Linked DNA regions of Homo sapiens: regions 1, 2, 3, 4 and 6 are each linked to region 5. Evidence: chromatin contacts called from ENCODE Hi-C or POLR2A ChIA-PET data. All regions are on one chromosome and are shown on one strand. Each heading gives the region's core, a stretch centred on a gene start or an enhancer-like site at or near the end of the contact. The rest is flanking DNA. Distances are from core to core; before and after follow the strand shown.

Region 1 (4,205 bases), core at 39-2,538, 1.6 Mb after region 5:
TAGAATGAATCCTCCCCTTATCCTGATCTACTCTTTTTTCACACTACTTTATATGGTATATAATGTTATAATTAGTTATGTTTATTATTTATTGTCTGCTTCACTCAGCTAGAAGATAACCTGCCCAAGGGTAAGAATTTTTATTCATTTCATACACTGATATATCCCAAGATCCTAGAACATTGCCTGAGAGAGTAAGATTCAGCAAGTATTTGTTGAATGAATGAATGAATTCTATGAAGTCATTGTATGAAGAAACAATTTAGCTATTAGTTTACCATAGAGGAATTGTGCTGCTTTTGGCAAGGAAATTTTTTCCTGCCAACATCACACATTCTGCTACTGACAAATTCACAATTTGTATGTTCAAAAATGGTATGAATAAAATGCTTAGGAAGCTGATCCTGATGCAAAATTCATGTGCCTTAGAAAATCAAGAAACACCTGCACTTGAAAATACATAGCATTTTTAGTTATATTAGCTTAAACCTGGAAACAACCCAAGTGTCCATTAACATGTGAAAAGATAAAAAATGGCATATCTATATAATAAAATACTGTTCAGTAATATAAAGAAATAATGTGGAGATGTGCGCACTAATATGGTATATTCTCAGAGAGGAATGTTGAAAGTACAAAAAAGTATTATTATTCAACTATCAATGACAGTGTTCCTCTGTTCTTAAGAATTTTAAAAGGGGTCTGGTCAAGAAAACAAAAATATCCATTCAATTTTTAGAAAAAAGGAAGAAAGAGTATGTAAAAACAGATGAAACAAGTTCTTTAGTTAGACTTGAAATTTGACAGACCTGAGGTAGATGTTTTCACTGGCTGAAAGGTACTACAAATATTTTTGTTGTTGATGTTTTCATTGGAAAAAAGTTTTTATATCCCTTCTCAACCCAGAAACATAGCCATATTCAAAAATTATTTTCTGACAAAGCTAATGAGAGTTTCTTTTGAAACCCTAAGAAAGATCAGAGGTTTAAAAGAGGTGCAGTTGACACTTGAAAGAACCACAGGCAGCCTAGAAACACATCCTGAAGATCACAGTTTAGGAAGCTAACACCTGAGAATGAATTCCTCATATTAACATGGCATCAGTGATTAGGGCACAAAACTCAAGGACACAGTGTTTTCCTTCCTGGCCATCTTGAAATCCCTAGTGATTTGCTGCCAGCATTTTTAGAAACATTTTTGTTCATGACTTATACATGACTATTAGATTATATTTTAATTTCTTGAGGGCAAGACACTGAGACTTCTTGTAAACCACATCCTGCCTAGAGCCCTGGGCAGGTGGCAGGTACTCTCTAAAACAGTGATCAACATCCATGAAGCCATTTCCAGTAGAACACTGTGGGCTAAATTATTTTCACTGAGAAGATTATAATCATTTATAGAGAACTTAGAATTACATCACAATAGGTGATGCCTACTGGTATTTCTTAATCCTAATTTGCCTCTTTGCTTCTTTTTTTGTCTTTCTAGGAACTTCTAGAAGATTCTATGTTTACACTATGTTTCCAATAACAGTATAGTTCCTCAGAACCCTAGTCCTGTGCATTGTGCCACAGACAGCAGTTTTGTGGTGAAATTATGAAATACTGTATAACATTTTCCTTCTGTCAGGGTTACAATACAAGCTAAGATTTTAAAAACTCCTCTAAAAGAAAAACCTGCATTAAAGTGACTCCTTTGACGTTCTTTAACCCAGCATCTCCCAAACTTACTTTCTTCAGAACTCTTTTTTAGTGTAAAGATGTCTATTTTTAAAAAATGTATAAGATGCCATCTATTTTAAGACATGTCATTTATGTGCCACCAGGAAAGAAAAACATGAACAATATGCCTTTATTTTTAAGACTCATTTAAAAGATACTGTCGACAAAACACAAACTTTAGGAAATACAACTTTACACTATAAAATAAAATGGAGCCATATATTCTAGAAATAAAATGTTAAAATTAAAATCATTTAAATCATCTTACCCAATTTAGTAATTTCAGTACTAGATTATAGATTCTTTTATACATTTTCAGAAACTGTGAGCTGTGATATAAATGGATTATATCACAGTCCTTTGAGTTGTGATATAAATGGATTATATCACAGTCCTTTGAGCTGTGATGTAAATGTATTTAATGGTATGCTGTCATACCACCACACACATTTTCAGATCACAGTTATAACTTCAAAGATCATAATTCTAGCTATCTGTGACTTTTCAAGTGTATACTGTAAGCTTCAAGGCCTCTGCATTAGGAGAGGGCACTTCAAAGAAAACACCAGGGTCTACAGGATCCACACCAATCTATGCTCATTGATGACCCATGATAAACTTCATTACTGATAATACTCCTTTAATTCTCCTCATGACGTTTGCATGTGGGGTTTCCAAGCAAGGTTACCTACTCCAGGCAGGATCCGTATCTTCCATTTCTCTGTATCTCCCCACAGTGTCCACTTTGTATAAGAGTAAGTTTATTACTTTTAATGGGAAAAACCGCAACTAGTTTTGCACCAACCTAATATAAATGTTAGTTATTATTATGGGAAAATCTTTCTCCATGTCATAGCCAAGGGGAAGCATCTATCTGTAAAATCATATTATATTACTGTGGTTGTTAGCAAACCATTCCTTCAATTGCCTATTAGTAAAGATTTTTATTTTTTAGGACCAATGATACAATTTTAGCTAGAAGTTAGATCAGAAAAGCCACAGTAAATTTTCTAGTGCCATAAAGTAAATCATTTTAATAATTAAGATACATAAATAGTTTATGATAGAAACAATAAAGTTGTCTCAACTCTGCACAAACATTGAATTTCCAAGTAATTTGTAAGGAATATATTCATCTTATTACATTCAAAATCTTGGTTGAACAATGACGATTATAAAGTTTTCTGAATGATGTTTTTTATAGTCTGAATTCACACAGTATTACATTAATTTATAGTATTACAGTGCTTGGTAATTTGAAGAAATGAAATAAAATTATTCTAATGGTATGCAGGAAATAAAAATAAAATAAAGTCATTTGCATAACTTTTTATAAAAACAACAAAATATTTTTCTGTAAAAATAAATTAGGTTTTTTATACTGAAATGTTCTTCTAGTAAAGTGTTTAGAAAATAGTTACATTCATTGTGGGCAGTGTGCTCAAACATTCTTATTTGCCATTCCCTCACGCATGGTAAAATGAGGTGCAAGCTGTTCACATGTGAGAAAAACAGCTTTTCACAGGAAAAGAAACATATATATATATATAAAATAGAATTAATTAAAAAACCCAAGTGTCATATGACAGACATACAAAAATTCACCAAGAAAATATATTCTTCAAGGCCTTTGAGGTGACACAATCTTTGACTGTAATTTATCAAAGGTAGTTTTAATCATGCTACCCTGTAACTTCCATCAAATTAGCATGCTTGCGGATGGTATACCCTGTAACTTCCATCAAATTAGCATGCTTGCGGATGGTAGGTTATTGTTCTCCTCCTATAATTCAAAGCAGTGTTTGGTCAGTTGACTGAAGCACAGCAGTGGAACTCAGGACTCACCACGTTTTCTAAAGGAGCAAGAGAAATAAACATCTCCACTCTCTCTAAGTGTGGCTTGCAAGAGTAGCACCTTGGCACTGAGCAGGACAGTTTTCAGTGTGGCGGCCAGGTGGCAGAAGTCTCTGGAGTGGCACAGCATGAAAACAAGCCTGACGCTTAGGCCAGCGATATTATCGAGCCAAATTTGCTGGTTTACCTAGGAAACAGATGAAAGATAAGAACTGATTAAAGTTTAACCAAACAGGAAATATTTGTGCTTATCCACAAGTAACACCTGAATGGCAAGTTGAACCTGAGACTGCTTTCTGCTGTTTCTTCTTCTTTTTTTTGCTTTTCTTTTGCTTTTTCTCAGCCTGATTTTTGCTTGGCTTCTTTTTCTTGGTTTCCTCTTTATACCATGGTCCCCAGACCCCTCCATTGAGCCTAGGGTTACTTCTGGGGTCTTTGGGGGGATACCTGACCGGCACTGCAGTTTTGTTGAACTGTGAGAGCCTCCGTAGGAGCTTCTTCACGATTCCTGGATACCTGTTAGATAGGTCCACCCTCTCATATGGGTCGGCTGTGATGTTGAAAAGCCATACACTTTTGCCAGTTGACAAGGTGATCCGTTCATTGTGCCACCGGTTCGGTCCCAGG
Region 2 (4,610 bases), core at 477-2,976, 1.6 Mb after region 5:
TCAAAGCAATTATTTTTTGTGTTTAACAAAATCTTGCATTAGGAATATGACATAGATGAAAATGAAGTACATAAAAATAAACAAATTGCCTCTCTCACTTTTGGCAGCACCTAATTTTATGCAGTTATCTTTAATATTATATCAACTACTCATTTTTCCACAAATATGCATGAAAATCATGTTAAATATTTTTTAAAGGCATTTGCTATCTCTTGAGCGAAATTCTTGATATTCTGCTCTTATAATATTCCCAAGGACAATAAAAAAGTATACGCTGTTTTCAAGGGCAATTGCTCATTAGCAGTGGAGCTGACATGTCCAATTCAAAGCATTGGTAAGTCAGCCCCGAGTGAAATGGACACAGCTGGATTACTTTACCTAGTTTTACATGGCTAATTCAAAGTACAGCTTATTGATTTAAGGATAAAACATCATACCCTGTTAAACAATGTAGCTTGGCACCCATTTGACTTAGGAAAAATCTAATTCAATACAGCCAAATGTTTATATATACAAAGGAAAGTACTAAGACACTACGATGAAGATTAACAAGTAGTTTTTAAGACTACATTGCAGACATGTTTACATCACTAAGTATGTTTTGCTTAAAGTGTTCTAGATTTCCTGAGTTATTAAAATATATAAAACAAAAATATAACTCATATACTTAAACGTATACACACATATATACCTGAAAATAAAAATTGATAAATAGCATCACATCAAACTATTTTAAAGCAGGAATATACAGAGACTGTAATGTGGAGACTTCAATAATTTGGACCAGAAGGAATAATGGTCCTCTGTGCGAAGAGGACAGAAAACTGGGGCCAGAGCTGAGGGAATTAACCTGGCTTTTTTGCTGAGTTCGCATCAGAAGGGTGGCCAGCATCCAACATATAATGTTCAAAGGGTGGTGAACTCTTTGGACAGAGGGCAAGGCAGAAAAGATCTGCAAGAGTAGCCACAGTCAGTATTGGGTAGATGGCCATGTGGCTCCTGATGATCTCTCAGTAGACCAGGATTATAGGGAGCAAGATGAAGCCCCCAAAAGCTGAGCCAGTGCCCCTGTGTTCTAGTCTCAGGGGATAATGCTGCTGAAGGCCTGAAAAGCACAGCTATTTAAATGGTGTGCAGATTTTACAATCAGTTAGACCTGGATTATAATCCTAGCTCTCCCACATACTTGTCATGTTATGTAACCTTTTTAAGTTTAACCTCTCTAAATCTCAGTTTAATCACTGATAAAGTAGAGCTAAAAATACTTAGTTCAGAATATTTTGTGAGGATCATGTGATGTAGAATCTAGTGGTTAAGGATTCAGGGACTGAGAATGTAAAGATTAAATTATAGGTTCTGGAACCGGACTCCTTGGATGCCAATTTATGTATTTGGGTAATTTTACTTAATTCTCTCTGCTTCAGTTTTCTCATCTCTGTGAATGGGGAGCTAAGTGCTCCTATCTTTTAGGGTTTGTTGTTAATGCCGGGTATGTAATAGTAATCAATGAGGTTAATTATCATTATCTGTGCCATTATATGAACATACAAAAGACTTTTGTTGTTGCTACTATTTTTGTTATTAAGACAAGAATATTTACATGAGCTAAACATGGCAGTGATGAGAAAGCTGTGATTAGTGAAGACCTGTGAAACCAGGGCTCCTCTAAAATTTAAAGCCACAAGCTTAATTCCAGATATGTTGAAATAGGTTCTATGCTGAGCATGTGTGATTTGCCATTACCAAGAATGACTCAGCATCTGAGTAAGTAAGGATCACTCTAAATGAAAAGGCCATAAGCTAAGGCTGAACAAGAAAAGGGAAGTGAGAAAATACAAGACCATGCAGCCAGCATTGTAAGTTTTAAGAAGAAAACTAGATACGTGCCTACTGAGAATTTTGTTATGTCTTTCTCAGAGTTATTATAACATCCCTGGCTTGTTCTGCTCTGCTAAGAAGCTGCTGAAGATGTGTCACAATAAGTCATTTCTCACTGGGATCATCCCTTTAATTGCATTTTTAAAAAATGTACACTAAAGAACATTACTAGACACTTAGATTCTCAAGATCTTAATTTCCTTAGCTGAAAAATTGAGGGATTGTATAAGTTCTGTAATAACCTTTCAATTGATAAGTTATATGATTCTATGATCACATACCATATTTGGCTTTCCCTAGCATGCCACCTTCAGAGAGAGGAATGTGTGATAGTTGTAGCCACATTTTAGGAAGGTCCTTAGGGAACTTCATGTAATTAAAAACCTTTGGTTAAAGTCCACTGCCATAAATTCAGTGCTATAATGGGCTCTATTCAGTAGAGATTTCAATTTATAACATGTGTACATTAAATAAGGTAATTTATAATGAACCAAAGCCTGAGGGAGATCTGACTATTTTTCAGTACATTGTATTTTACCATTTTCTATTACAGGGTAGAACTGCCTATAAGGGGAATTGCTTCAAAATTTATGTTACGATTCATATTGGAAGCTTCTCACTTCACTTGATTCATTAAATCTTATAGCTATTCTAAATTCTGAAGTACTCCTGGCTTTGTACATATTATCTGTCTCAATAGTCATCATTACTTCTTCAGAAGCATTTTGCTTTTTTTCTCCTATGATATATGATGAAGCAACAATTATAACTGACATCTTCTAAGAGTAGCATGTGGCACCCTGTGCTCAGTGGGTGAGCTGCATTATCTCATTTAATCTTCATAGGAACCCTGCAAGGCAGGTGCTATCAGTACCGCTATTTTATAGAAGAGTAAACTGAGGTTTTGACAGTGTCACTATCTTGCTCTGGGTTACACAAGTGGCGAAGTTGGGACACTCTGGCTACTAATTTCACACTTCTAATTACTCAGCTTTCTAGATGACCATGAGGGAGGGATTGACAACAAAGATGGCAAAAGCTTCTGCATTTAAATGTGCAACCTTCACTAACAAAAAAACCTCAAAATGTTCAAGTGTACTTTGAGCACTTACCGTTATTTTGTAGAATTTGGGAATTCTTTCTAACGGCAAGTATTTTGTTTTCTAAAAGTCTGTCCACTGTACTTTTCTCAGATGGACAAATCTATTAAAATCTATTTTTAGTAAAACTAACAATTCATCCATGCTTTCAGTAAGTTCAGTAATTATTTCTTTTTGGAAGTGGCTTATAAAACTTCCCTGGAGCATCTTTGCCTTTTATGCTCTTGAAAAAATAAATTATTCTGAGTTCCCTCTGTCCTTAAAGAGCTGTTATTACTAACTGAATCCTTAGCATCACAAATAGGCCAAGGGGTAAGAGGCTTTTATTGATACTGTTCATTAAAATATTCATAACTAGGAATTTAAGATGCATTCCCTGTTGAGTGCAATCAAGCTATTATTGCATTTGTGTATCTTTCACCTAGCTTTTTGGAAGTAATTTTCCAAACTATAAAAAGTGTTAGATCTTATAAGTGGAGCACATACTTTTGGTGTATTGTGGGAGACTGGGAATGTGACAGACGCTTTTTCTCTCCCCAGGATGTCTTGTCAATTAATTCTTTAACCACTAATTGATGGGTGGTACAAGACACTGGGCTAGGTACTTTGACAGATACGGAAAATACAAGTATATGGTCCCTGGGACAAAAAGATGTATATTTAAAGAAATCAAGAACAACTTATAAAGTCTCACGAGAATACTGACAGCACTAAATTCTTTACAGAGAGAGGAATTTGTGTGGTGTTGTTTTGGAAGATTTAATAGAAGTGGTGAGCTTTGAGCTTGTTTCTGAAGGATGAACAGGAGGTAAAGGCCGGGAGGGATACAATAAACTAAATCTAGAGGCAGGGCCATAACCTCAAGACATGCTCAGGACAGCAAATATGTCCTCCCAGCTAAAGGGAATATGTGTGTAAGGGCAAAATGAAAAAAAAAAAAAAATGAGGATAGTGTGTATCCAGGTGGTAAAGAAGCTTGAAGGCTAATTTAAGAAGTTGGATCTTAATCATCAAAAGAGGCAATGAAAGTTTGTAAAATGGATAATCAACATGGTGGTAAAAACAATTTTTAAAGAAAGATAAAAATCATGACTCTCCTACAAGGAAGAAAATAAACATTCATTAAAGATGATATTGTGACGGTGGCCTGCAGTCACCTCATGGCCATCCAGAATTACAAGGCTGTCTGCAGAGATTTGAAAAATGGCAACAAATGAAAGTGTCAGCATCTTTAGTTCAGCATCCTTGGCTGTGGAGTATGTAGATTCACTTTCACCTGAGAATCCTCTGCAAGAACCATTTTAAAATGCGTGGAACTATATGCATTTTATATGAAATAAAATAAAATGTATAATTACATGTTGAATAACTATACAAAGTTCCAAACTGCAAGTAACTTGAAAAATCTTTTAGATATATACCGGTCATTTCAGAAAATCCTTAATAGTGGTGTTGGCTTTATATTTAACTTTAAACATCATTTAGAATTTGCCTAAAGATCAAAATGTCATGCATTGAACCTTATCAATTGATAGTAGTGAATGACTGAAGCTTCCAAATCATGAAAAACCAACACCAAGAACTTCCATTGTTATCTGGAGTTGAGAGTTTGGGCTGATTCTCTCTTTGAAG
Region 3 (4,222 bases), core at 915-3,414, 1.5 Mb after region 5:
AATGTTGAAGAATAAAAGTAAATTTTATTTAACTGGGAGCACACATTATTAATCAACAAAATGAAAGGAACTGCCAATTATGACCGCTCTTGTTTGCACAAGAAATTTGAAAACATTTTACAGTTCACACTCACAGCACCAAATGCTCTGAGAAAAACCCTGCACAGAACAGAGCAGACGAGGAGCAGCAAAAAAATCTGCTGCCTACTTATTTTGGTAGGAAACAAAAAATTAATGTGGTTCCAAGTAAGTAAACATGACGATTATTTTCATTAAAATATAAATCTTGAGCACATTAGTGTGGTTTAACAAATCCTGGTATGGTGATTTCTCTATGCCTTGTTTTGGACTGGGGGAGGGGAGAGATTTGAATTAAGCTGCTCTTCCGACATATTCTCCATGTTTTAACACCAGACAATATATACATATGTAATTTTTATTACTTTTAAAAATATTTACCTTTCCTTTAATTACAGTATAAACCAACAACATACATATAAACGCACTCCTTTCATAAAAGTAACAGTCGAAACTAGTGAAAGAGGAATTGGGTTTGGGTTCCATGCTACAAAAATCAGCATTCACGGCTTGGCCCCTAGGTCCCTTTGCATAAGTCCTCAGTAGGTCTCCTGCCTCCTTCCCTAACATCTCCAAGTAGTTCTGCCAGTCGGGTGAAGGAGGTGGTTTTACACAATGCTAGGCTACGCTTAAGAGCGCTCTCAGTCTCCAGAGGGCTTTTCCGTTGCCTGTATAAATAAATCCTCCCAGAGAACGCAAAGATGCACACGTAAATCCTAGGAAGAATGATGGTGAGCGGTAATCTGGTGCAAAGAACAACACTGGATATAGGGCAAGGGGTTGGGTTCTGTTGGGTGGCCCTTTTCCTGGACAGAACAACTACTGGATGCGAAATAGACTCTATGCCAAGTTGAACTTTCGGCATCAATAAATATGGCACCGTCTGAGGCTGTGAGTTCTCATCAGTACCTGGGTCATACGGCCGACACGCCGGCTAACCAGGAGGCATCTCTATTTACAGAAAACATGATCTATGTTGCATTTTACATGGGTTCTAATTTCCTCTCCAAACACACATTACACACAGGCGCGCGCGCACACTTCTCAGGATGATAGCTACAACTGCAGAGATCGTAAATTCACTAAGTCTCTCAGTGCAGGAGGGTGGGGGACCGGGAGAAGGTGGGCTAGGGACCATCAAAATGAGCCACAGTTGGAGTAAGGGTCCTACCCCTTCTGTGCTCCCTCCCTTTATTAAGACAGCACCTTCCCCAGAGCTGACAAACCAGGGGCCCTCCTCCCATTCCTCTCCCAAACTCCCTCGCCCCAAGACGGAGGCCGGTGGGTCGGGGGCAACGCGACCCGCCCTCAGCTGGAAAGGGGATATGCGGATGCCGGGCAAAGGTGCTTACTTTCCAAGCTCCTCGAAAAGCTGATACTCGTCCGTGAACCTGGTGCAGGTTGTGGTCGAAGCCATCCTCGGTCCGGGCTGTGCCCTGGCTGGGAGCGCGACGGACCAGAAGCGAGCAGACGCGCGGCTAACCCCGGGACTGGCCCCGCGGCGCTGTCACCCAGGGCCGCTCTTACTTTCCTGGTCCGAAAGTAGCTCGCCCGCGAGGGAGTGTGCGCAGGGGCGGGGCGGGAGGGGAGATGACCAGAAAGGGTGGCGTGGGGTCTCCTCCCCACAGTCCGCCGATCCTCCTCCTCCTGCGGGCCTCGCTTCCTTCTTCTCCACTGGACGCTCCACCCGCCCCTTTTCCAGTCCCTGTCCCCAAATGCAGGGGGTAAAGTACTCAAGAAGAGGGGGCCGGGAAATGGAAAAACAGCCAGGCACGGGACGAGTGGCAAGCAGTTGCGAAACGATCCGCACTGGAGCAGGAGGAGTAGAAGCAGAGGGGAGGGAGTCCGAGGGGGCGGAGGTGGAGTGCAGCGGGGCCGAGGCCGCGGAGCCCAGAGCGGACAGCCTGAGCCCAGCGGCCGCTGTCAGCAGGCTCAGGCGCGGGGCGCGCCGGGGCTCCGACGAGCGTGCGCGCCCGAGGCCGGCTTCCCTCCGGCGGGCGGCAGCGGCTCCGGCGAAGCGAGGCACCTTGGCGGCCTCGCGCTGCTCACGAGCCCGCGCGGCTTCAAGACGGCGCGGCGAGAGAAAGAGCGCTCGGCTCAGGCGAAGCCTCTTCTGCCGTCCCCAGGCCTCCGTCTCCTCCTCCGGCGCCTCCTCCCGCCGCTCCCTCCGCCTGCCAGCACCCCCTCCCTGGCGAAGCCCCCTCCTCGCTGGTCCCACACCTCCCTCTAGCGACTCCAAGCCTGTCCCTTCGTGGATCTCTCGCACTCCCTCCTTTGGTTGCACACACGAGCACACCAGTCTAGGGAGAAACCAGGTGGGTGGAGGAGGATGTGCGGGGGAGAAGACTGGAGGTTTGGGTGAATGAGGCGAGAAGTCACAGTTACCCATTTAAACCCGCACAGAGAAGGCTGCCTCAATCTGGGGCTGACTGAGCGGGAAGATGCAGGGCAACTCGAGGATGGCCCGGGGCAGCCGCCCTGGGTCGCGGAAGCCCACGCCCCTGTTTTGGGCGCCGGGCAGCAGGGACTTCTCCAGGCCGGTTCCCGGGCCACGACACCCGGTGGGCCGAGCAAGGGAGAGCAACCACTTCATCTCCACGCCGCTCAGAGTTGACACAGCAGGGGCCGGATGTGGGCTGTTCACTGCTCTCAGAGAAGGGTCCCAACCCTTCCCACAGCCACCAGCGACTGTCGGGGCAAAACCCAGCCTCAGCAGGGTTCACTGCGTCGCCAGCTCCCCAGAACCGGGCGCAGGTTTTCTCCCTCCCCCGCAGCCCCTTCTGCAAGGGGCAATGACGGCCCCTGAGCCACATTACACTTGCCACCTCCAGGCCCACCTCCCCCGCTGTTTTCCAGGATGGTGGCTGAGACTCTGGCAATCCCCAAAGGCCTTTGCTTTGGCTGTGAACGTTAAAAGAATGAAAGCAAAAACTCCGCCGCACAACCACACCTTCCCTTCCCTTCTGAGTAACTCCCCTGCAACCTCAGTAAGTTCTGATAGTAAGGCGAATTCTCGCGATATTTCCCACTCTGGCGGTCAGGGGGAGGTAGTAGGAAGGCTGGGTGTCGGTCACGCGACCCGGCGGGGGCTGACGTCATTCACATCACGTGAACACGTCTAGACTGTTTCGCTTTGCAAAGGGAAAAAAGAAAAGGGGCCGTCGTGTGTGCTTTTGCTTTCAGCCAGATAGTGGCAATTGAGTGCACTCCGTAAATGGCTATCTGGAAAAACCATTTAGCAGTTCAAGAATGTGTCCTTCCCTTTAGCATATCTGCCATTGTTTTCAGTAGGAGGAAAAAAAAAGTATGCATTACGATTTAAAATAGATAAACTGCTGCCGATTGCTAGAACAACTTCTGGGCCCTCTTTCCAGTTCTCCTTAATGAAACTATGCAATTGCAAATTTAGCCGCAGACCAAAAACAGCGTTATGGACGGTCTTTTTCAAATTACTGCCAATTGTTCTACAGCACGGGACTATAAAAACCTTGCAATCCTATTGCTAATTTGCTCGTGGTATTACTTCATAGACAAAATTTCACAGCTGAAAGATAAAAGATAATTTGCAGACACAAGAGAATCTAAGATTTAAAGGCGCTGCTGCTTGCTCCCAAAGACTGCTATTAATTAATGTTACTTTGTGGTCATAGATAATCCTAATTCCTTTTTTCCTGATCTGGGGAACGCTTCTGCCAATGAGTGAGCTTTTTACTGAAGTACTAAAAATGTTCACAAATTTTAACGTTTATTACAACAAAATTGAAGTTCGTATGTGTTTTGATTCCCAGCCGTAAAAGGCAAGAAATAACTGTGTAAAATGTAGTGCTATAGAAAAAGATGATACCAAGAACTGCATAAAAGAAACATGGTCTCTAAATATTAATAATTGGGCTATAAATTGAAAAAAAAAACACAATTTGGTCTTGGCTAAAGATTTGTAATATCTGAACTATTTAGCAATGTGGCTCCAAGGTGATAATGAAATAATTTAATATTTTTCCCTGAATCTAAGAATGAAACAGAAAAAGTAAAATTAAAACAATAAAGGTAATATAAAAATTTACATCTGGGAAGAAAATTGTTTCTTAAATATTCAAGTAATGAAGTCTACATAATTACAGTATTTATCTCAGTTATTTAAACT
Region 4 (4,820 bases), core at 715-3,214, 1.4 Mb after region 5:
ATGTTCAATCATCTGCTAGCTACCCTAAATACATTTGAGTCACATGATCTATAATGCAGAAAACAAATAAAAAGGTATTTGGAAATTAGTCAATGCTCATCCAACATCTGAAAACTGCCTTTCTAAATTAAAGTGAAGAGTGAATAAAAATCTAAGGAGCAAAATATTTTAAACACAACTAATATGTGTTATCTTACCCTATTCATGACATTTAATTGGTGATCTCAACTCCAGGTAATAGGCTGTGTGCACTTATTTTTCCCCACCCACCTCCTATCATACACAGACAAAAGAAACTATCTCAAGTGGGTGTAATGGTTCAGTTTCAAGCATTTCAAAATCCTCCACCACCTGCACAGGAAACTGTGACTGAAAACCAGACAGGGCACCGCAGAGCAGCACTGATGATACAGGAACATGGCTGAGAGGTGAATCTGGTTACTAGACAGTTGAATGAAATCAGCAGAGGGGAGATGGTACTCCCAATGAAGAGCACATGACACTTAAGGGCAAATAAACACCACCATACAATGAAAGAAGCACCAAAACCGGAGTTACTTATTAAGTGCTACGGAAACACAGATGAGAGAAAATACAATTTTACAACAATGCATAAAAGAGTTGTGAAGGCTGATATGGGCTTTGAAGAATAAATAGGCGTTTTCTGGGTAGAAAAAGATGAAGTAAATTTCAGATAAAAGGAATAGCATGATTAACATCACAGAGTCAGAAAACTATCTGGAAGGTTTGGAGAACAGCAATAGTTTGATATACTTGTCTGTGGATAACAACCTCAAATGTGAGCAGGGAAAAACATAAAAAGCTAACAAATTAATCCTGTGCTAATATGTTAAGATTTTCTGCTGCAGGAAATATCGGTTTTGATCAGAGGCACGAGGAACCAGATTCTGTGTGCAACACAATATAGTAGTTAAGAGTATAGATTTTAGAGTTAGACTGCCTGGGTTCAGACTGACTTTACCACTTAGGATTGTTTCTGACCTAGAGTGAGCTTTTTGACCTCTCTGTACCTCAGTTTCTTCTTTTGTAAAATGAGGATGTTAACAGCACCTACCTCATGGAATTGTTGAGAGATTTATATATAAAAAGTTAGAACAGTGCCTGGCATATAGGAAGCAAGACAAAACTGCTGGCTATGAATGCTGTTTTTGAAAATCAGGGTTGATGACACTGTGGAGTACACAATGGAACCAGAGAATGAAAGTCTACAGGCAGGGACTTCAGTTAGAAAGCTAATGAAAATTGTATCTGTAAAAATTAAATGCATCTGTGAGTACATTTCTTTGTAGAGATAACCACATTGGATAGCCATGTATCATATAAATTAACACGTCATACAAAATATATTTACATAAAAAGTCAGACACATGTATGTATGCATGTGTATGTATCTCCAAATCTCTTAGGCAAACTCATATACATGCCAGAATATAAGACATAAAAACAAATATACTCCCTACAGACAACCTTGTATGTACTGTATGTATAATTATAATTTCAAATTTAGTAAGTTGGAAGGTAAATGACTGAAAAGAATGATTGCTTTTTTCTTCTTTGTGTAACAGAGGACTTGCTCAGAACAAGGGAAGAAGATGACTATGCAGCTGCTCGGTAACAGCGTCTAGTCACACTCTGAGATACTGAGGTCAGCAAGAACAGAGGATGCACACTATGTCCCATCTTGCCTTTCTGCCCAGAAAGTCTCAGTTACTGGAAAAGCTTCAGAAATATTTACCAAAAAATCCATTTGAAATCCTGAAATTCTACTTCTCAGAAAAACAGTATTACTCTTGTCTAGAAATAACATTCAGGCCTCAAAGTGCTATACTGTCATTACTTCTAAAAATAAACTGAGCAAATCCAAGTCTTGAGGTCAGTTTCAAATAATGTGCTGCAGCAATGACACAAGCAACAGCTCCACTCTGTCCCACTGGAGGCAGTGCATTCCCTGAGGGCTTGAGAGCACAGGCCTGCTGCTCCTCATCTCTCCCTGGAAAGAGCTGGCAGCAGATGACCAGACAGGCCTCTAAGGCAGAAGGTACTGAGCAAAGTCCTTCTCTCTTTGTTGATTCTCTTTAGTAAGGCACCTGGAGAGAGTAAACCAATGATAGGAGGGAGTCGCCAATCCAGCAGCCTCTCCAGATGGCAGCTCAATTTTTCTCCTAGCATCCTCTAAATGATTTTCTAAGACCACCATCATGTGTAAGAATGCTTGATACCACCTTATATCATTTGAACAGATACAAATGACTTACATTTCAGACTTCTTTTTTTTTTTTTTTTTTAGACAAGGTCTTACTCTGTCACCCAGGCTGGAGTGGAGTGGCGCGATCTCTGCTCACTGCAGCCTCTGCCTCCCAGGGCTCAAGCAATCCTCCCACCTCAGCCTCCCAAGTAGCTGGAACTATAGGCGTGCGCCACAACACTTGGTAATTTTCATATTTTTTGGTAGAGATGGGGTTTCACCATGTTGCCCAGGATGGTCTTGAACTCCTGGCTTCAAGTGATCCTCCCAACTCAGCCTCCCAAAGTGTTGGGATTACAGGCATGAGCCACTGCACCTGGCCACATTTCAGACTTTAAATAGGAAACACATGAGCCCGTGAAAGGTAATAAATTAGGTGTATAAATTATGAAAAATTAGAGAAAAACAAAATTAGGTAATATTACAAGAAGTGACAAGTAGAGACATTTTAATTTTATGTCAATGTAATTAATTGATGCTATAATATAACCAATGCTATTTTTGAGAGATAGGGCTGATAATATTGTGGAGTATGGAACCAGAGAATGAAAGTCTACAAGCAAGGGCCAGGCACGGTGGCTCATGCCTGTAATCCTGGCACTTTGGGAGGCTGAGGTAGGTGGATCACTTGAGGTCAGGAGTTCAAGACCAGCTTGACCAACATGGTGAAACCCCCGTCTCTACTAAAAATACAAAATTATCTGGATGTGGTGGCGCATGCCTGTAATCCCAGCTACTCGGGAGGCTGAGGCATGAAAATTGCTTGAACCTGGGAGGCGGAGATTGCAGTGAGCCGTGATCATGCCTTGCACTCCAGCCTGGGCAACAGAAAGAGATTCTGTCTCAAAAAAAAAAAAAAGTGATAAACTAAATAAACGAATAATGAATAAATGCCAAGTCACTAAAATGTACTTGATTCTAAGCAAGATATCTGCTATTAAAACTTAATTTTTATCTTGAAAGAAATGGGAAGAAATTATCAAAATATTTTCAGATAATAAACTCCAAATAACTGATATTTATCTACATAGAAAGTTGTCCTTTACTATCTTTGTAGTAGTGTCTTCTACTATGGTTGTAGTAGTGTCAGTGCCTGTACTTTTTCTCAATTCTCTGTAAAAATACCTAAATATTGTTTACATATCTGAAAAGGTACAGGGACATACCTATATTCCCAAGTTTTCCCTTACAAAAGTAATTAACTTTTTATTTCTCTGCTTTGCTAGCAACAAAACTCTCAAAATCTTAAGTAAGGTACCCTTCTAATTGCCATAATAATTCAAACATTTCTTTAGGACCTCTAATTGTAAGAGATGATTTTTATTACACCTTTGATGCATTAATTTTTAAATTTAAGAAGGAAGCACACAGCTTACTTTTGGAATAAATTTCCTCCTGGAGTAATCAAGAATTTTGGAAATTAATTCTGTAAAAATTGTGAGCCACAACCCAAGCATCTGGAGTCCTACAATGCTCTCAATATATTTTTAACATGATCATTGAGAAAAAAGCCATCAGCCCTTATTTCTCAACGAGAGCCATTCTCATCCATAGTGATTAGTGTGAGATTTTACGCCAAGCTTTCATGAGTTTTAAGACAAACTTATTAAGCACCTTTCTTATTTACAATACAGGTATGTGTATACACACACACACACACACACACACACACATACACTTCAAGTTGCTCAATTTTAAAATAAAGATATCTTTTAAAAATAATATAGGTAGAAGGGACCAAAAAATGTAGCTCCAAAATGTAAAACTCCAGATTCATGGATATAAGTTTCCCAGGAAGGAAAAAAAATCAACTATGTATATAATAAAATGTTTGCAAAATTCACCTGGTAACCAGCCATGAGCACATGCATTCTCTTCTTTGAACTGATATGGTCGTGACCTTTCTAATCTGAGTATGGAAAATTATTAACCTTCTTCTCCCTTCCCCATTTGAAAAAAATAATTTCAACAGTCCTCATGTTAGATTTCCATTCAGGTGTTACTGAAATGTAGGAAAAACACATATTGGAGTATGTGGTAACCTTTTTATATGTTCCCAAGTAAAACCCATAGCAATACAATATTCACACAAAATGGGTGATGGGATGTTTTTTAACTTACTAACCATCAATTGATCTTACATGTCATTTTCTGTGGCTTGTGGTCACAAACCCTCTTCTTAAGGGCAAGCGAGGTCATCAATCAAATCCAATTCAGATGGCTTAACCAACTAGCATGCAAACACTGACAACCTAAATATCTGTTAGGCCTTTTATTAGGTGCACTAGTGACTGACATGGACCAATGGACACTGCCCTCCAACTCGAAATCAACAAGTCAGACAAAGGGTAGTAATATAGTTTGCTACAAGAAAAGAGCAAGTTTGTCTTGTGACTAAACAAGGAAACTTTCGGTCTCTAAGGGTTTTTATCTGGCACATCCTTCATATGAAATAACAAACTCAAGAATTCCTTGGACACCCAACCACCAGTTGAAAATGGGGAGCTTCTGACTGTTCTTGCCAGTAACATAAAAGCAGCCAAATACAAATGGA
Region 5 (4,238 bases), core at 655-3,154:
TTAACAAAGGAAATACAATAAATATAGAAATAAAAATAAGCACTGCAGTTGGGAACTCTGTCTCTGAAAGCTGAATACAGAAGGCATAGATGCTGCATCTTGAGTGTCCAGCTCTTCTGTGCTGGACATCAGGATGTATACACTTAACCTGGGAGGCTTAGAGTTGGGAAGAGAAGAGTTAGATCGAGGGCAAGGCTTCTGACTCCTCTCTGGGGAAAGAAGAATGGATACGTGTAGAGGTGCTATGTGCAAAAACAGCACCTCCACCTCTGCTACCCTCCCTGCAACACAACACACACACACACACACACACACGTACACACACACTCACTAAGGTCCTGCAAAGCCCGTGAAGAGACATACCACCTCTCCTTGCCAAAGGGTGTTCGGCCTTAAAATGCCATAAACAAAAACATATACAGAAATATTTTCGCTACAAGGACCCAGATGTCTAAGCAGTTTAACAGAAAGCTTGGCACCCCTGGGTGGTCATGCATGCCAACCAGATTTCTCATGCTTTAAGAAGTCTATTTTTTAAAACAGGATTGACCAAACTAATGGGGTCTGCTCTGGATGGTGAAAATGTTTACTTTCATTTCCCCCCAACCCCCTCGCCTCCCCAGTTCCCCCTGAATATATTCTCAAGAAAGAGTATGTCTTTGGGTGGTTGCAAGTAGGAAGTTTCAAGGCTTTTCTCCCTAACGAATACCGAACACTGAGCACACAGGAGGGGAACAGAAACTTGGAAGCAGAGCAAAGGACCAAGTTATCCTCCTGTCTAACCCTGCTCAACAGGATCACCCTGAAGTGTGGCTCTGAAGATATTTGTGAACTCTGGCACAGCTGTTTGGCAGAATTAATACTAAAACCACAGGTCTTGCAAAAACAAAGAATCAAAAAAAAAAAAAAAAAGTGAAAACCAAACAGCAGGAGGAAACCCTTAGGAAAGCTCGGTGTCTTTCAGACATGAGATTTTCTTTCTCCCACTCTACTTGACTGGCCTGACCTGGGGTCCAGTCCCACTTCCTGGTGGCTGCGGAAATCCGCAGTGAGGCTCAGTGTGGATTTTGGCTTCAGAGGATTTGGGAAATTCCACCTTTCAATCTGAAATCTGGGGAAAGTCCCAGAAAACAACGGATTACTATATTTCTCTCATGAACCAGACTGAAGCAAGGAGTCAGGTCTAGGACCAAGGACCTCGGCACTCCAGGGAGCCCAGGGCCCCTCAGAAAGGTCTCGCTTGGCCACCGAGAGCGTGGGGCCGTAGCAGTTGGCAAGCGGGGGAGGGGGGTCACGCACAACTGCTCTGGAGCCACACTGCATAAATGGCATTCGTTTTTGTTTTCTGATTAGAAAAACGTTGAAAAGAATACCAAAGTACAGAGAAAACACACCCCCATCTCCAATGTTTCCTCATTTATGTAAATATTCTCATATTTTATAAAACAGGGAGGTGCTGTCTATAATTTTTGCAGGCTTTCCTTAGCATATGGTGAGCGTGTGCCAGGTGAGCAGGAGCAGCGGGGGATGACTTCCGATCCGACACCCCCAAAATCTCCTGGACAAAGCTGCTGTCTTTGCGGGATAAACAGAAAAGGGCCAGTCCCCACCTCACCCCCAGCCCGCCGCCCCGCAAGTACCTGGGGCTGGGGAGTCAGTGAACTCTCTTCAGCTGTTCGGCTCTCCCGGCTCAGAGCGAGGGGAATCGAGGAGACTGGGCGCAGGATGGGGGTGGACACCCGGCCGCTGCTCCTCCGCGCGGGTAAGTGTGAGCCCCGGGGTGCGGGGAACCGAGCCAGGGACCAGTGACCGCGAGCCGCCGATCCTCCCGCGCTCCCGCGCGCGCGGCCTGCCTTCCCACTGGCTGGCAGAGCACGTCCTCTCGCGCCCGGGGCCTTTGTAAAGAGCGCAGCGGTGGCGCGGAGGTTTTCAGGCTCCGCCCGCTCCACTCGCGCTCCCGCCCCTTCCTTCCTCTCGAGGTGACCCGGCAGCTGGCGCCTTTCTCACCAGGTACCCAGCCCCCTGGCCGCCTCTCTCAGTTCTCTGGCAGGGTTTGGTGCGCGGTACACCGACCCGGACCGCGCCTTCCCAAACGAGTGGCCTCTCCTCCAGCCCGATTGGCGAGCTAGAGAAAAGAAGGGAACTGGATCACTTCAGCATTAAGGAGGACTTTTCCCCAAAATGAGTGTTGCCCCAGGGCGTGGGCAGGCGGGGAGCTGAACTAATCTTTCGGTGACTCCAAGGATACCAAGCAAGCCAGTGCGTGGCATGCACGAGCTCCTCTAATCATCGCAGTCCCCCTTACACATGAGTAAACCGAGGCTCAGAGAATGGTGGAGTGTGGCGAGCAGAAGTGGAATTTTTTTTTTCTTTTTTTCTTTTTTTGAGACGAGTCTCACCGTGTCGCCCATGCTGGAGTGCAGTGGCGCCATCTCGGCTCACTGCAACCTCTGCCTCCCGCAGAGGCGGGATTTGAACTTGCTCCAGGTTGCCCTCGCCTTACACCCAGCAGAGCAGTCCAGTCGCTTTCTCTCCTGCCGCTTGCATCGTAATGGACATCCAGAGTCCACAAGTAAAAGCTGGTACATGATGAAATGGGAAACACCTCTCAGGAGTCCTTTATAGCTTAGAAGAAGGTAATGCTACCTTTCTGCCTCAGTGAAAAGATTTGGAATCACCTAAGTGTGAAGAACCTAAGGAGAGTAGGTGTCAAGAGAGGATAGACCCGGGTGCCGTGGCTCAAACCTGTAATCCCAGCACTTTGGGAGGCCGAGGTGGGCGGATCACGAGGCCAGGAGTTTGAGACCAGCCTGGCCAACATGACGAAATTCCATCTCTACTAAAAATACAAAAGTTAGTTGGGCTTGGTGGTGGGTGCCTGTAATCCCAACTACTCGGGAGGCTGAGGCAGGAGAATCACTTGAATCCGGGAGGCAGAGGTTGCAGTGAGGCCGGGATGGCGCCATTGCACGCCAGTCTGGGCAACAGAGTGAGACTCTGTTTAAAGAAAAAGAGAGAGAGAGGATAGACACTGTAGAGACCAGCAATCCCTGTTGGGAACCAGTGTCATGGAAGACTTTTTCCACAGACTGGGGTTGGGGCCACGGGAGATGGTTTCAGGATGATTCAAGCCCATTTCATTTATTGTGCACTTTATTTCTATTATTATTGCATTGTAATATATAATGAGATAATTATACAACTCACCATAATGTCGAATCAGTGGAAGTCCTGAGCTTGTTTTCATGCAACTAGACGGACACATTTGGGGGTGATGGGAGACAGTGACAGATCATCAGGCATTAGATTCTCATAAGAAGCGGGCAACCTAGATCCCTCCCATGTGCAGGGTTCCTGCTCCTATAAGAATCTAATGCCCCAGTGATCTGACAGGAAACAGAGCTCAGGCAGTAACACAGGTGACGGTTAGCAGCTGTAAATACAGATGAAGCTTCGCTTGCTGGCCCTGAGCACACCTCCTGCTTTGCCGCTGGGTTCCTAACAGTCCATGGACCACTGCCAGTCCATGGCCCAGAGGTTGGGGACCCTTGCCATAGAAGGAGAAAGAAGACTGAGGATAGATAGAGGAAGGAGGACAAAACTTGGCTTGGCTGAGATCACAGCGGCCTACTTCTTCGCATGGGAAACCAAATTCTGATGATGGAAATGAGTGGAAGCCCCTTGTCTGTCTTCTGTCCTTGAGTTCAGGAGAGTTGCTTGTTTGTGGATCAGTTTCACTGGCAATAAAATGACACTGATGTCCACCTGATAAAGAGGTGCTATGGGTGCGGTTAAGTTTTGAACTGTGTCAGAGCTAGGTATAATCAAGTACAGTGACTGTGGGGAAAGAAGGGTACATTTACAAGTGAGGCAGATTCCCGTAAGGGCTGCAATTTTGTTAATCATCAACATTTATTATTTCTTCTCTAGAAGTGACAGTCAGGGTACCTTCTCTCAGCTGATGAACATGAGAGCAGGTGGAAGATAAGACGTGCTATCTGATTATGTCAGTGAACTCATACAGTAGAACAGTATTATCAGAATTGGAGTTTCCAATCTCTAATTTGAAAACTGACAAAAGGCCCAGAAAATTTCTAAAAGCTTGAATAAGGCCAGAGCCCCCAAAAAAGTGACTATTTATTTCTGTACTTTCAATTTATTAAGTTTTCTGAAAATCACCAGGGGACATTTGCAAAAGAAGCAATTTTAAGTCACTCATATCTAAATTAGGCAAAGTA
Region 6 (4,454 bases), core at 1,218-3,717, 1.3 Mb after region 5:
GAATGACAAAAGCAAAACTCCATCTCAAAAAAACAAAAAAACAAAATAAAATGCATTCTTACACACATAATAAACACAGTATTTGTAGGCATCATTACTGACAAATGTTAAGTTACTACAATGCAAACCAGGCACTCTAGATCTGGGTACTGAAAGCCATTTAATGTGTGGGTTTTCTTTCATTGAGAGCTTTCTTTCACTTTGTCTCTCATAGAATCCTCACTTTTGGTTCTTCCTATATTTTCTTTCCCCACTCCCTCCCTCTGGTTCTATAGGGAAGGGCGTGTTGCCAAGGTACTGAACCATTTTGCTGGACCCTAAGAAGGAAATGAGGATGTTTCAGTGTTTCCAACTCTAAGATAGTGGTTCAATGGGTAGTTTGGTGGATGGTGCTATCCCACAGATTTCTAATACTGGAGAAGGAAAGGTAATTTTCTTGGAGGCACTTCTTGGGATCAATGGGAGAAGTGATGACAGAATACAATTATTTTTAGTTGATCACCTGGAGACTATCTATTTAGCCACATTATTCAAGTCTGGAGTGTATCTGTACTCAACTATTGTGTTAAGAACAGTACAAATAAACAACTTCGGCACAGTATCCTATCCCACCCAAATATACTTCATGTCGAGATTTATGTTTCACTTAAGCAAATTTTAATGGTAGGAAGCTTCAGAAAAGGGGAAGAGGGAACTTAGTGAAAAATATTACAGACTGATAGTGTTGAAGGAAGCTAACCTAGAATTTAAAAAATCCTTAGAGAATCTATGAAATAGAGACTCTTGATGGAGATAACTAGTTTCTTTTAAACTCTCATTTGTGACTATTAAATGTCTACTTTTCCATTTATAAAATGTTCCCTATATTAAGAGTTTTTATACTGAAGCAATTTTACTAGGTTCATTTGCATACGCATACTTAAAGCTCAGTTTCAAGGTATCAGTGACCTCCTCCTTGGAAAGCTAACACTGATTGGCCTAGAGTACATAGTTTCAGGCCTTTACCATGACATGCATGGACCTCCATAACGTGGCACACTCTTACTGAGCTCTCTCCCTTTTTAATTCCACACCAATTACCTTGAACTTTGGTTAGTTGCCTATTTCACCAAGCATTTTTAATGTAATTCCTTGCTGGTAACGCCTAGCTAGGCAATCTTGATTTAATTTTCCATGAGCTTATACATTCTTCAAGAAAGAGCCCAAGTTTCCTCCAGAAATACTTCTCTGAAATCCACCCACTGTGCTTTCACAGCATACTGTGCTTGTTTGATTTAAATTTCACACCGAGACCATCTGCTTATATACCCATATCTCCTACTAAACCTCAAGATAAGGAAAGGCAAGGACCATGTCTTACTTATTTTTGGTATCCCTTGAACCTAACATGAGCCTAACACATTGCCTGAGACATATTAGCAGCTCAATCAACATTAATTGAATTGAACAGTATGCGAAAGGGAAGATGCAATATGAAATCAGTTAAAAAAGGGAAGTGGAACTACGGGTATTTTTTATTATTAACATTTTCCTTTAAAAGGAGGATTTAAAACTCCTATTCTTCTAGTCATTTGCATATTTATTCTTTTAACAAGTATATACCAAGTGTCCATGTATTAGAGCCTATATTAGATGAGGAATATGATGGCCCCTAAATTTTAAAAAATACTCAGAAAATACAAAATGTAATAGGACATCAACGGATATAACAGATATCCATGTGATACATAAAGGATATCAATTCAAATTTTCAAAGCATACATGCTTGGCTATTACTACAGATAAGTCAGTTGAAACATCAAATGAAAGCAGTTAAGTCAGTTCAAAGAGTCTTCAGAAAAAATAATAACATTTAACCACAGGATGTGGTCAATCTCCTGTCAGACCACAAATAGTCACCAGCTGCAGATAAGTCTATGATTAGAAATGTTTTCAGCCAGCACCACAGTGTATTGGTTTGTGAAAGAGAACAGGCAAGGTAGGGGGTTGGTGATTAGAAGTGAAGCTGGGTGGCCATGATCCTATAAATTTACCCATTACAACAAATTAAAGAGGGCTTATTCAAAGGGCTGTACAATACCTCTCTATTTTGGCTGCCAAATGCTTAGAAGAGTTACTTTCACGCAGAAGTCAAAAAAAAGGCTGGCCATGGTGGCTCACGCCTGTAATCCCAGCACTTTGGGAGGCCAAGGCGGGTGGATCAGTTGAGGCCAGGAGTTCAAGAACAGCCTGGCCCACATGGTGAAACCCCGTCTCTACCAAAAATACAAAAATCAGCTGGGCGTGGTGGTGCATGCCGGTAATCCCAGCTACTCAGGAGGTTGAGGTAGGAGAATCGCTCGACCCCGGGAGGCAGAGGTTGCAGTGAGCCGAGATCATGCCACTGCACTCCAGCCTGGGAGACACAGTGAGACTCTGTCTCAAAAAAAAAAAAAAAAGAAGTCACACAAAAAAAACGAATAATTGAACACACGTGTGCAAGATAAGATGCCATAGATCATAATCTTTGCCACCCAGATGACAGAATCACCTTAATTTGAGGTTTAAATCACTTTTGGGAATGTTGAAACATGGAGAAAAGACAGAAAACTAGGATAAATTCACTTTCCTGGCCTTTTCTGAACTCAACAGTCTGCTTTCCTACAGAATAGAAAAAAAATTAGTAGAGGCTATTAATGAGTTCAGAGTTTAGATGCACTTTTGGAAGATTTTGTGGTGTTATTTGATATTCTAAAATAACAATCAGAATTTCTACATATTTTCATCATTGTAAAATGTTTTACTTTCTATTATTTATTCTGTGAAGTTATTATTTTTTCTTTTCAATATTATCTTCAGTTGCCACTAAGAATAGGAGAGTTTCATGCTAAAGGGGGAAGGCTGAAGAGAAGAAACGTCTCTCCCTTTTTCACAATGGAAAGTAGCAAAAGAGACTGTTTTCTGACTGTGAATCAGCTTAGTAATACTGGTCCAGTTCAAAGAGCAGGAATCCCCTTCTTTTAAAAACCATGTATCTTCCTAAAGCTCTGAATGTTCAATTCTTTGTACTTTTGCAATATATGTGTAGAGTTCAGTCATTTTTAAAAGTCCAATTTACCTTTTGAAGATGAAACATAAGTTTTCTCCTCTACTGCTCTCACCTATGCCCAAATCATTGTCATTTTTTTTCTTTGACTCCTCCAATATCCATTTTCCTCCACTTCCATTCTGCCCTCCTATAATCCCTTGCCACACTGCAGCAAGAGAGAGCTTTGTATAATGAAATCGGATTATTTCATATTTCCGATCTTTAAATCTTCCAACACCTTTCTAGAACACACAGCATAATATCTAAATTCCTCTTTCTGGCCTACAAGGCCTTTGAGCTCTGGCCCACACCTATCTCATGTATTATTTCATATCCTTGCACCCTAGGACTTGGGATGTTTCATGCCACACTGGCCTTTGTTCTGCTCCTCATTGAAGCCACATTTTCTCAGGGCTGTACCCATTGTTCACACTGAGTGGAATATCTACTCACAGATCTTCTCAACATTTAGGTTCTTCTCCTGAAACATCATAGCAACCATTCCCGATCACCCTCTAAATCAGCCATCAGCCCCTAGTTACGCACCAAATATCACCCTGTTTTCTTCATAGCACTAGAACTAAAATGATTTGCTGGGTTTCTTTGGTCATTTACTCATTATCCATCCCCTCCTCCTTCAACTACTACAATGTCAGTTCTGTCTTGTCCATTACTGTATTCCAGGACTTGGCAGAGTATATGCATATAGCAGGCATGCAATAAACGTCTACTGACTGAATTACTTAAAAAAAATCAGATGCACTAACACTGAGATCAAACAACCAAAAAAGCAGACTAGAGTCAAGCCGTGAACATTATACATGTTCAGACCCCAAACATAACAACTGAGATCTTTTTTTTCTTTTCTTTTCCTTTTTTTTTTTTTTTTTGAGATGGAGTCTCGCTCTGTCACCCAGGCTGTAGCACAGTGGTGCAATCTTGGCTCACTGTAACCTCTGCCTCCTGGGTTCAAGCAATTCTCCTGCCTCAGCCTACCCAGTAGCTGGGATTACAGGCACCCGCCACCAAGCCTGGCTAATTTTTGTATTTTCAGTAGAGACGGGGTTTCACCATGTTGCCCAGGCTGCTCTCGATCTCCTGACCTCAGCTGATCTGCCTGCCGCAGCCTCCCAAAGTGCAGGGATTACAGGTGTGAGCCACTGCACCCGGCCAGCTGAGATCTTTTGATCTGACATCTATGATCCTGTTATACAGGGGGAAATCTTAGATCCCCACATAAAATTTTACATTTCTAAGCTTTATAATTCTTATAAAACTATATAAAATAGTCTGATTTTTCAGGTATCTCAAAGCAAATATGGATGAAATTTGAAATTGGTTAAAATGACAAGCATGGAAGTTAGTCACCTTATGTTAGAACAACTGT

What was found. A loop is a pair of places that touch in the nucleus more often than their neighbours do. ChIA-PET counts read pairs that join two places held with the same protein, here RNA polymerase II (POLR2A). Pooled maps may share reads with other maps.
Region 1: a loop to region 5 is called in a pooled map, with 2.5 times the contacts of the local background. The contact joins the enhancer-like site here to the promoter of TIFA in region 5. A Hi-C loop is called at or near these places in 2 of 50 pooled maps. POLR2A ChIA-PET finds 5 or more read pairs at or near these places in 2 of 52 experiments (T-cell and naive thymus-derived CD8-positive, alpha-beta T cell).
Region 2: a loop to region 5 is called in a pooled map, with 3 times the contacts of the local background. The contact joins the enhancer-like site here to the promoter of TIFA in region 5. A Hi-C loop is called at or near these places in 6 of 37 single-sample maps with no recorded cell type and 4 of 50 pooled maps.
Region 3: a map of GM12878 shows a loop between it and region 5 (4-fold over the local background). The contact joins the promoter of CAMK2D here to the promoter of TIFA in region 5. A Hi-C loop is called at or near these places in 4 of 168 maps with a recorded cell type or tissue (CD4-positive, alpha-beta T cell, CD4-positive, alpha-beta memory T cell, GM12878 and 1 more), 4 of 37 single-sample maps with no recorded cell type and 13 of 50 pooled maps.
Region 4: a loop to region 5 is called in a pooled map, with 9 times the contacts of the local background. The contact joins the enhancer-like site here to the promoter of TIFA in region 5. A Hi-C loop is called at or near these places in 1 of 37 single-sample maps with no recorded cell type and 10 of 50 pooled maps. POLR2A ChIA-PET finds 5 or more read pairs at or near these places in 1 of 52 experiments (activated CD4-positive, alpha-beta T cell).
Region 6: a map of B cell shows a loop between it and region 5 (5-fold over the local background). The contact joins the enhancer-like site here to the promoter of TIFA in region 5. A Hi-C loop is called at or near these places in 1 of 168 maps with a recorded cell type or tissue (B cell), 1 of 37 single-sample maps with no recorded cell type and 4 of 50 pooled maps. POLR2A ChIA-PET finds 5 or more read pairs at or near these places in 1 of 52 experiments (OCI-LY7).

What each region holds. Positions count from the first base shown.
Region 1 is chr4:113,898,448-113,902,652 of GRCh38, forward strand. It overlaps ARSJ (arylsulfatase family member J), which reads right to left. Exons shown (of 2, transcript NM_024590.4): 2 at 1,837-4,205. The coding sequence ends at 3,827. Among named protein-coding and RNA genes, the nearest start is that of ARSJ, 79 kb to the right of the region's middle. Within about 2 kb of position 1,289, at least 5 of the 41 ENCODE cell types and tissues checked have a DNase peak (open chromatin) inside an H3K27ac peak, as active enhancers do.
Region 2 is chr4:113,835,870-113,840,479 of GRCh38, forward strand. No RefSeq gene overlaps it. Among named protein-coding and RNA genes, the nearest start is that of CAMK2D, 76 kb to the left of the region's middle. Within about 2 kb of position 1,727, at least 3 of the 41 ENCODE cell types and tissues checked have a DNase peak (open chromatin) inside an H3K27ac peak, as active enhancers do.
Region 3 is chr4:113,759,574-113,763,795 of GRCh38, forward strand. It overlaps CAMK2D (calcium/calmodulin dependent protein kinase II delta), which reads right to left and starts at 2,165. Exons shown (of 21, transcript NM_001321571.2): 1 at 1,431-2,165. The coding sequence starts at 1,495. RefSeq lists a silencer at 1,952-2,361 and enhancers at 2,355-2,893, 2,894-3,432.
Region 4 is chr4:113,682,952-113,687,771 of GRCh38, forward strand. All of the region lies in intron 2 of CAMK2D (calcium/calmodulin dependent protein kinase II delta), which reads right to left. Among named protein-coding and RNA genes, the nearest start is that of CAMK2D, 76 kb to the right of the region's middle. Within about 2 kb of position 1,965, at least 23 of the 41 ENCODE cell types and tissues checked have a DNase peak (open chromatin) inside an H3K27ac peak, as active enhancers do.
Region 5 is chr4:112,284,000-112,288,237 of GRCh38, forward strand. It overlaps TIFA (TRAF interacting protein with forkhead associated domain), which reads right to left and starts at 1,905. Exons shown (of 2, transcript NM_052864.3): 1 at 1,641-1,905. RefSeq lists enhancers at 678-857, 888-1,007, 3,517-3,636 and a silencer at 1,648-1,957.
Region 6 is chr4:113,563,229-113,567,682 of GRCh38, forward strand. The region is part of intron 4 of CAMK2D (calcium/calmodulin dependent protein kinase II delta); the gene reads right to left. Among named protein-coding and RNA genes, the nearest start is that of CAMK2D, 200 kb to the right of the region's middle. Within about 2 kb of position 2,468, at least 3 of the 41 ENCODE cell types and tissues checked have a DNase peak (open chromatin) inside an H3K27ac peak, as active enhancers do; they include B cell and OCI-LY7, where a contact is called at or near this core.